Regions from separate parts of the Mus musculus genome. Here region 2 is linked to region 1. A link is a contact called in ENCODE Hi-C data. All regions are on one chromosome and are shown on one strand. Each heading gives the region's core, a stretch centred on a gene start or an enhancer-like site at or near the end of the contact. The rest is flanking DNA. Distances are from core to core; before and after follow the strand shown.

Region 1 (4,150 bases), core at 122-2,621:
TTCAGGTCTGGTTCATTAAAATTTACACACTTTTTAAGGACACTGTAGCTTTAAAAAAAATCATTTTAGTACTCTGTAAACCTGAAACCCAAAGTGTTAGTTTTTCTTAACATATAGGCAATGTCTTTTGAGAGTGAGTCAAGACTACCTAAAGGCAGAGTCAAAAATCAGGAGCAGCATATGTGAGGATCATGAGCATTCTGAACTTTCTATTCATTTTATGTCTGAACCTGGAGTCCTCCTTAAATTGATATTAATTAGAGCCAGTATCTTGCAAGTAAAAACTTATAGTATTCATTCATCTGCAAAGGTTTCTTGAAGGTTGCGGTACTTTATATACAGATCCTTGACTGAGCCTTGTAGCATATATTGAAAGAATGTGAACACAAAGGAAGCATATTGCGAACAATTTATTGAGAAGTGGTCATCAGGCACCAGCATCAGTGGCCTCAGTACTCATGCTCGTCTTGTCCTCTGTGGTCTCCATGTTCAGCGACAGCAGAGCGTGTATATTAAATGACCCTTTCTGCAGGTCCCATTCATGCGTTCTCTTCTTTTGCAGCCTCTTGTTCTACAATAGCATACCAGATCTCTCAACGCTGGAGACACAAAAAGAATCAGGCATTATGATTTGAGGTTGGCAGCATGTAATAGTATATGATCCTGTGGGGATCTGTGATACAGCATGACTGTGCTGTTTTGGCCACAATACAGCCTTCAGCAAGGATATCTCAACCAATAACACACTTCAGGGGTGTTGGTCATGCACTTGAGAGCCATTCTGAGGTGTCTTTAATTTCTGTGTTCCTTTTGTCACGATGTAGACACTTTATTATACTTTTAAATTGATTCAATGTTGCTTTACATAAAGAAAGATTTCTACTAATACCCAAGACTAATCCTATTCTATATGCATCTAATCAGAGTATTGGAGTTCTGTGAGTGTTGAAATTCCCATGTATATCATTTTACAGTAAAAACTTATGAGAAAGATACTCAATTAGAGTTGCTTTACTCTCGCTCTTAGTGTTATGAATATAAAAGGAATTAAAATCGTATTGCCAGAGAGCCACATTACTCTACCAGGACTCTAGGGCTCATCTCCATCCCTTCCCCAGGAGGATGCAAGCATCCATCACACAGGACACCAATACTCACATTCCTCTTGAAGAGAAGAGCCTTCTGGGTCTCCAAAAGAGACAGACACAGCCTGGTCCTCTTTCCCTGGCTGCTCCTCAGTTTTAGTCTCTTCATCTGTGTTTTGGATAGGATCAGCCTGGACCTGGAAGGCCAGCAGGATGAGGGCAGAGAGGAGGACTAGTGTCTTCATGGCTGGGAGTCACCTGGAGGATTGGTGAGCAGGAGCCCAATGTGTGGAGAGTGAATATTCAGCCTGCATTTATAGGGCAGAGAAAGGCCTACACCTAGAGAAGGCACTCTTTGATGGGAAGTTGGAGAGGCTGTTAACCTCAAGTTCCCTTTGATGTTCCTTTGTCCTCAAGGCTGCCACCATCGTGTTGCACTGTGTGTTCTGTGACAAAACCCCACTGATAATGATGAAGGGGCCCTGCAGTCTTCTCCCATTTCCCATCTGCTTGAGCATTTACCTCTTATTTGTCAGAGAAGAAAACAGCTGGGCACTGCCTAATTTGATAAGCTCAAGAAACAAAAGATTTTTATGTTCTGGACTTGGAGCCTATACTTCTCAGAAAGTGTGGATCAGACCTTGACCAGGTAGACTGGAGAGTCACTTCTTTGCATGATTCAGGTATTATCCATCATCCTCCTGAGGGGTAACATTGTGAACCCCCTACTTGAGGCCATTATAGAGAAAGTAAGATGGCCTCATTGTGCCCCTAGTGAATTGCATTTAAGAGACAGAGTTTGTAAGAACGAAGCTAGAGTGAGTTGTTCTGTAGAAGCCAAAGTGTCAGAACACATCGCACAAGAGTGTGGTCCAGGAGCATCTCCATGCTTGGGACCCTTAAGGAATGTGTCATTCTACATGCTTGAGATTCTGCAGTGTTTTTATTTTCAGAAAATGAGTACTGATCTACAGGAAATGACATGCACAACGTAGAGAGGTTCATAAGCTAGTACCCAATCTTAAGAAGTGTCATCTCGTCATACATGACCACTGTTCTCTATGTGTTTCATCCCATTTCTCACACTACATACACACCAAAGCGTACAGAACTTCCTGCTGTTCTCAGTTACTGTCTGGATTTGTCCTATCACAAGTGCAACTCATATTTACATGTAAATTAATACTATTCATTTGTTAAAATATTTCTATGTAAAGTTCAGTATGATAGCTAAGCAGCAAGAATACTATTTTACACACATATAAAACTTCACAAGCTTGTATCCTTGGTCCCTCACAGACCAATCTACCCAGGAGAGTTCACAGACAGCAGAAGCAACATAGCTTCTGAGACAGGCCAACTTTCCTGCCTTGGTCTTCCGCCAGGAGGCAGAACTGAGCTCCAGACCTCTGTGCACCTTTTCTGCACCTTTTCTGCAAGAAGAGAGCTTGCCTGCAGATAGTACTGAGACTCAGGAGGGAGTTGGACTTGCAGAAGTGCTGAGAGAGGTTAACAGAATCAGAGAAGGAAAAAAGTCCAGCCAGAGAGAGCTATCAAGATGAATGCTAGAGATTAACAGATGGTGAGAGGCCAATGTAAGAATCTTACTAACAGAAACCAAGACAACTCACCATCATCAGAAGCAAGCACTCCCACCTTAGCAGGTCCTGGATACTCCAACATATCCCATGCAAAATTTGGAGTTAAAATTGTATATCTTGATGCTGGTAAAGATTTTAAGAGAGAAATTAAGAACTCCCTTTAATGAAACACAGAAGAACACGGCTGAACAGATAGAAGGCCTTAAAGAGGAAGCACAAAAATCCTTCAAAGAAATATAGGAAAACACTGCTAAACAAACAGAAGCCCTTAAAGAAGAAACACAAAAATTCCTTAAAGAATTACAGAAAAACTAAACAGGTGATGGAATTGAACAAAACCATCCAAGATCAAAAAGGGGAAGTAGTAATAAAGAAAACCCAAAGGGAGACAACTCTGCTGATAGAAACTTTAGGAAAGAAATCAGAATCCATAGATATGAGCATCAGCAACAGAATACAAGAGATGGAAAAAAACATTTCAGATGCAGAAGATTCCAAAGAAAACATTGGCACAACAACCAAAGAAAATGCAAAATGCAAGAAATACCTAAACCAAAACATCCAGGAAATCCAGGAACCAATGAGAAGAAGACCAAACCTACGAATAAAAGGCATAGATGAGAATGAAGATTTTCAACGTAACGGGTCAGCAAAATTATAGAAGAAAACTATCCTAACCTAAAGAAAGAGATGTCCATGAGCATAGAAAAAGTCTACAGCACTCCAAATAGTCTGGACCAGAAAAAAATTCCTCCCAACAGAAAATAATCAGAGTAACAAATGCACTAAATGAAGATAGAATATTAAAAGCAGTAAGGAAAAAAGGTCAAGTAACATATAAAGGCAGGCCTATTAGAATTACTCCAGTCTTCTCACCATAGTCTATGAAAGCCAGAAGATCCTGGACAGATATTATACAGACCCTAAGAGAACACATATGCCAGCCCAGGCTACTATACCCAGCAAAACTCTCAACTATCATATATGGAGAAACCAAAGAATTCCATGACAAAACCAAATTCATACAATACCTTTCCAAGAATCCAGCCCTTGAAAGGATAATAAACAGAAAACACCGAGACAAGGAACAAAGCTACAGCCTAGAAAAACCAAGAAAGTAATCCTTCAACAAACCAAAAAGAAGACAGCTACAAGAACAGAATCCCAACTTTAACAACAAAAATAACAGGAAGCAATAATTACATTTCCTTAATATCTCTTAATATCAATTGACTCAATTCTCCAATAAAAGGACAAAGACTAACAGACTGGCTACACAAAGAGGACCCAACATTTTGCTGCTTACAGGAAACCCAGCTCAAGGAAAAAGACAGACACTACCTCAGAGTGAAAGGCTGGAAAACAATTTTCCAAGCAAATGGTCTGAAGAAACAAGGTGGAGTAGACATTCTAATATGGGATAAAATTGACTTCCAATCCAAAGTTATAAAAAAAGACAAGGAG
Region 2 (3,967 bases), core at 155-2,654, about 73 Mb before region 1:
TATTTTATTTTTACATTTAGTTATGTGTGGGGGAGACACAGATATGGAAGTCCGAGGACAACTTGGGGGAGTTATGAGAATCAAACTCCAGTTTGTAGCAAATGGTTCATCTCACAAGCCATGTTGCAAATGACTGGGAACGAACCAAAGGGAACTATATTGTACAAAGACTCATGATGAGATGTTTTTAAGAATTATAACAGTGGTTAATTTTCAGATTTAAAAGATCTATAGAAATATTTGGCATGAAAAAATACTACAAAGACAATTTCTCCACATTAGAAAATTTGGAAAATTCAAAGCTGTTTACAGAGCTACATTCTGGGATAGGCACTAACACATGGCTCGGGGATATAATAATTAAAAACTGTACCCTATGTTATCTTATGTAATTCACATAGATATAACCTGCTGTTTATAGTGTACAATTCAGTGACTTTGAGTGTATTCATAGTTGTATAACAGCAACTTTAGAAATTCTCACTTCAGGAAACTAGTACCCCAACCTGTCACTTCTTTAGCTGTCACCTCCAGTTCTTTCAAACTCCCCTTCTACTCTACATTGCATGCATTTGTCTTATCAGCGTGGTCACACAGAATTTAGATATCTGTGTGTGGCTTGATTCAGACATCGTCAACATTCTCTGATATTGTAGCATTATCTGTACTTTATTTTCAAACGCTATAATTCGAGGTTTGCCTCTCTGGTTTTTAGGAGTAGTGCTACTGTCAGCCTCAATGTAGGGACTTTGTGTGGGTGTCTGTTTTCATTTCTCTTGGATGTTTACTTAACAAGCAGTGTAACTGCCAGGACGAAGGTCACCCTTTGGTTTACCTTTTAGGAACAGGTATTTTCCAAGAAACTAAGCAGCATTTGACATTCTTACTTGTAGCTAAGAGGGAACAGATTTTTATTTCTGGTTAAATTGGTTCCTCCGTTTTAAAAATATTCTATCTCAAGGCTTCTCTTATTTCCTAAGCATCATGTCGCTTCTTTAGGACACCAAGGAAGCCTCTAGTCTACAGGGTGGTGGGATGGCGGGTTTACCAGCTTTGGCGGGGAGGAACAAGCGACAAGTGGCCAGGGGCAGGGGTCCCGCACCCTCACCCTGCCGCCTGACCACGCACACAGGCCTGCCGTCATTGCCTACGGGCCAGGCTCACCCCAGAGCCCGGCTCGGGTGCGCTCGTGGCTTCAGTGGGCCCAGGGTCGCCAAGGATGCTGCAGGGGGCCGGGACGCGGGGCCCCAGGCCGGGTCCTGTGCTCTCGGGGTTGCAGAGCGCCGGCTGTGGGCGGGGGACGAAGGCCGCGCCCCCGCGCCCGTCCCGCCCGCGTCCCGCTAGGGGCGGCGGCCCGCCCCGAGTCCGCCGAGGCTCTTCCGCGCCGGCAGGGGCAGCAGCGGGAGCGGCGCGGGGCGGAGCGGCGCGAGCAGCTAGGAGCGGCCCGGCTCGGCCCGGCGCAGCGGCGGCGGCAGCGGCAGCGGCAGCGACGCCAGAGCCCGTGGGCGCCTTTCGCAAGGCCGCCGCAGGCGCCTGGCCGCAGCGCGGGAAGCCTCGGGGGCCGGAGCCCGTCGCTGCCGCCATGCCGCTGCTCTTCCTCGAGCGCTTCCCGTGGCCCAGCCTCCGCACCTACACGGGCCTCAGCGGCCTGGCCTTGCTGGGCACCATCGTCAGCGCCTACCGCGCCCTCAGTCAGCCGGAGGACGGCTCGGGTGAGCCGGAGCCGCTAACGGCCCCACTGCAGCCCGAGGCGCGCCTGACCGCCGGCGGCCCCCGGGCCCGCGACGTGGCCCAGTACCTGCTGTCGGACAGCCTGTTCGTGTGGGTGAGCGAGGCTGCGGGCCGGGCGCGGGGGCGGGCGGCCGGGCGGGAGCCGCCATGTCACCCATTATCCGCAGGGGGGCGTGGCCGGGCCCTGACCCCGGCCTCCTCGGCCCGGGGACCGCGGCCCTCGCGTGGGGCTCGAGGCCCAGCGGCGCTGCGAGCGTGGCGGGCCGCGGAGAGAAGGTGTCGGGATGCCGGGGAGAACAGTCGAGGCAAGGGCGGTCGGACCCGCGGGCTCCAGGGCGGCGGGGTGCGGCGACCCGAGGCTGTGAGAAGCCGCGACACGTCCGGTTTAGCTCGGCGTTGTTGGGGGCGGCTCGCCGACGAAGAGAAGGCCGAAGTTAGGGGGACATTTTACTCTTCGCCAGACAACTTCGAAATGGTGCTATTTGTCAATGCGTTAGTCCCGATGGGCGCTATTTAACGAAGCAAACAGACCAGCTACGTCCTTTTATCTCACCCCCAACCACCCCCCGCGATGGTTTGTGACTGTTCCCTTTTTGACAGAAAGCAGCAAAACACTTTCGGGTCGGTGTGGCAGCCCCTCCTTTGAACGCGATTCCTCCGTTTAGCGATCCATTTTGAAACAAGGGTTCTAGTTTGTCTGCCGGTGCGAGATAAGCAATGTCCACATGCCACAAGTACTGGCTTCGTTTGTTACATCATTTTAGGCTGGGCAGATCTGAGAAAATTTTGCTCTCACCTTGCACTTGAGTGCCTCTTCTATGAACCCTCAGAAATAGGAAAAGTTGCTCCCGGATTTAAAAAATTGTCACTTGGATTTCCTGTGGCTTGGTGGGGATCGTATCTCCCCACACGGCGCCTAGAGAAGGCTGTAAATGACTGAGGGGTTAATGTTATAAGTTTGTAGAACTATAATGCAACTCATTTGTTGTAATTATTCCCACTGTGCTTCATCAGGAAGCAGCGGGATTTGTGAACTTCGTGGGCTGCAGATGACGCCTCCTGGTCCTTTGGTGCATAGTTTCATAGAAGGCAGTGAAGGGCAAAGTTCCCCTTTCTCTACTCCTAAGAAAAGATGAACTGTTCGTCTTTAGGGTAAACAACTTAGAATTATTATGTTGGGAGTGCTTTTGACAAGGGTGAAGACTATAGTGTATGTAGTCGTTGATACCTTGTTTTAAGCTGGAACCATTATTCTATTACTAGAACAGCCAATAGTATTGTTTAATGTTTTTTTTTCGTAAGTTTCTTCTTGCAAAACCCACGTTCAAATTCCAAGGTTAATAACATTTCATAAAACATTAATCTAAGGCCTTCCCTTTGGCGTTTCTGAGAATTGTCATTTTAAAGAATGTTCTTTTTCTTTGCACAGTCTTACCTCATATAGATTGATCATTCCTTCCCCTCCTTTGAATCCTTATTTCTCAGTTGAGCTTTATTCGGTTTTCTTGCATGTCCTCTGGAGTTTTGGCACTCATGGTGTCTGCCCAGATCTATCTTGTGTGTGCTGTGAGTTTTGTTTATCGTTTAGTACTTACTTTGCGCAGCTATGCCTCACACTCTTTAAAAACCTCCCCTGTTCCTGGCAGGTAACACTGAGTGTCAGTGTGGTGGGCCTTTGTCAAAATGGATGCTTCTTGAGCCTCACTCATAGGCCTTAGACATTAAGGGGGGGAACCCCTTCCCCGCCTAAGAACAAAACATTGTCTGCCAATGCCAAGCAAGATTAACAAGAACCTGTCCTTTGTCATTGCCAGTCGGAAGTCTTACTAGTTATTGTTTTGTCAGACTCTCTAGAACTTGTCTTTGTAGAACACATGCAGTAGTCTCTCAGGAGGTTTGATATTAGCACAGGCAGATGAAAACCTTTCTGAGGAAGACTCAGCTACCAACAGCACTTCCCCCCTACCCTCAAATGACTCATATGTAAATGAGGCTACTTACAATAGGTGACAATAGAACACATGTGAAGTCCTGTGGGGTTTCCAGGTAGGAGAAAGGCTTGCTGTGTGGGACTGACTACAGCTTCTCTGACTTAAAGGGAGTTGAGAGGTTGGAAGGAGACCAGAGGTAAGAGGAGGTGGCCCTGCTGAGAGACAGGTGACAAGCCTTTGAGGCTCCTTCTCTTCAGGTGTGGCACTGAGGCTCACTTGTGGCTTATGACAGCCATCTTTGGCTT

Evidence for each region. Hi-C counts contacts between places; a loop is a spot of excess contacts on that map.
Region 2: a map of T-helper 1 cell shows a loop between it and region 1 (2074-fold over the local background). The contact joins the promoter of Amfr here to the promoter of Defa23 in region 1. A Hi-C loop is called at or near these places in 4 of 37 maps with a recorded cell type or tissue (T-helper 1 cell, T-helper 17 cell and regulatory T cell).

Annotation. Positions count from the first base shown.
Region 1 is chr8:21,052,261-21,056,410 of GRCm38, reverse strand. It overlaps Defa23 (defensin, alpha, 23), which reads right to left and starts at 1,371. Exons shown (of 2, transcript NM_001012307.2): 1 at 1,159-1,371; 2 at 395-599. The coding sequence starts at 1,330. The coding sequence ends at 490.
Region 2 is chr8:94,010,077-94,014,043 of GRCm38, reverse strand. It overlaps Amfr (autocrine motility factor receptor), which reads left to right and starts at 1,404. Exons shown (of 14, transcript NM_011787.2): 1 at 1,404-1,825. The coding sequence starts at 1,583.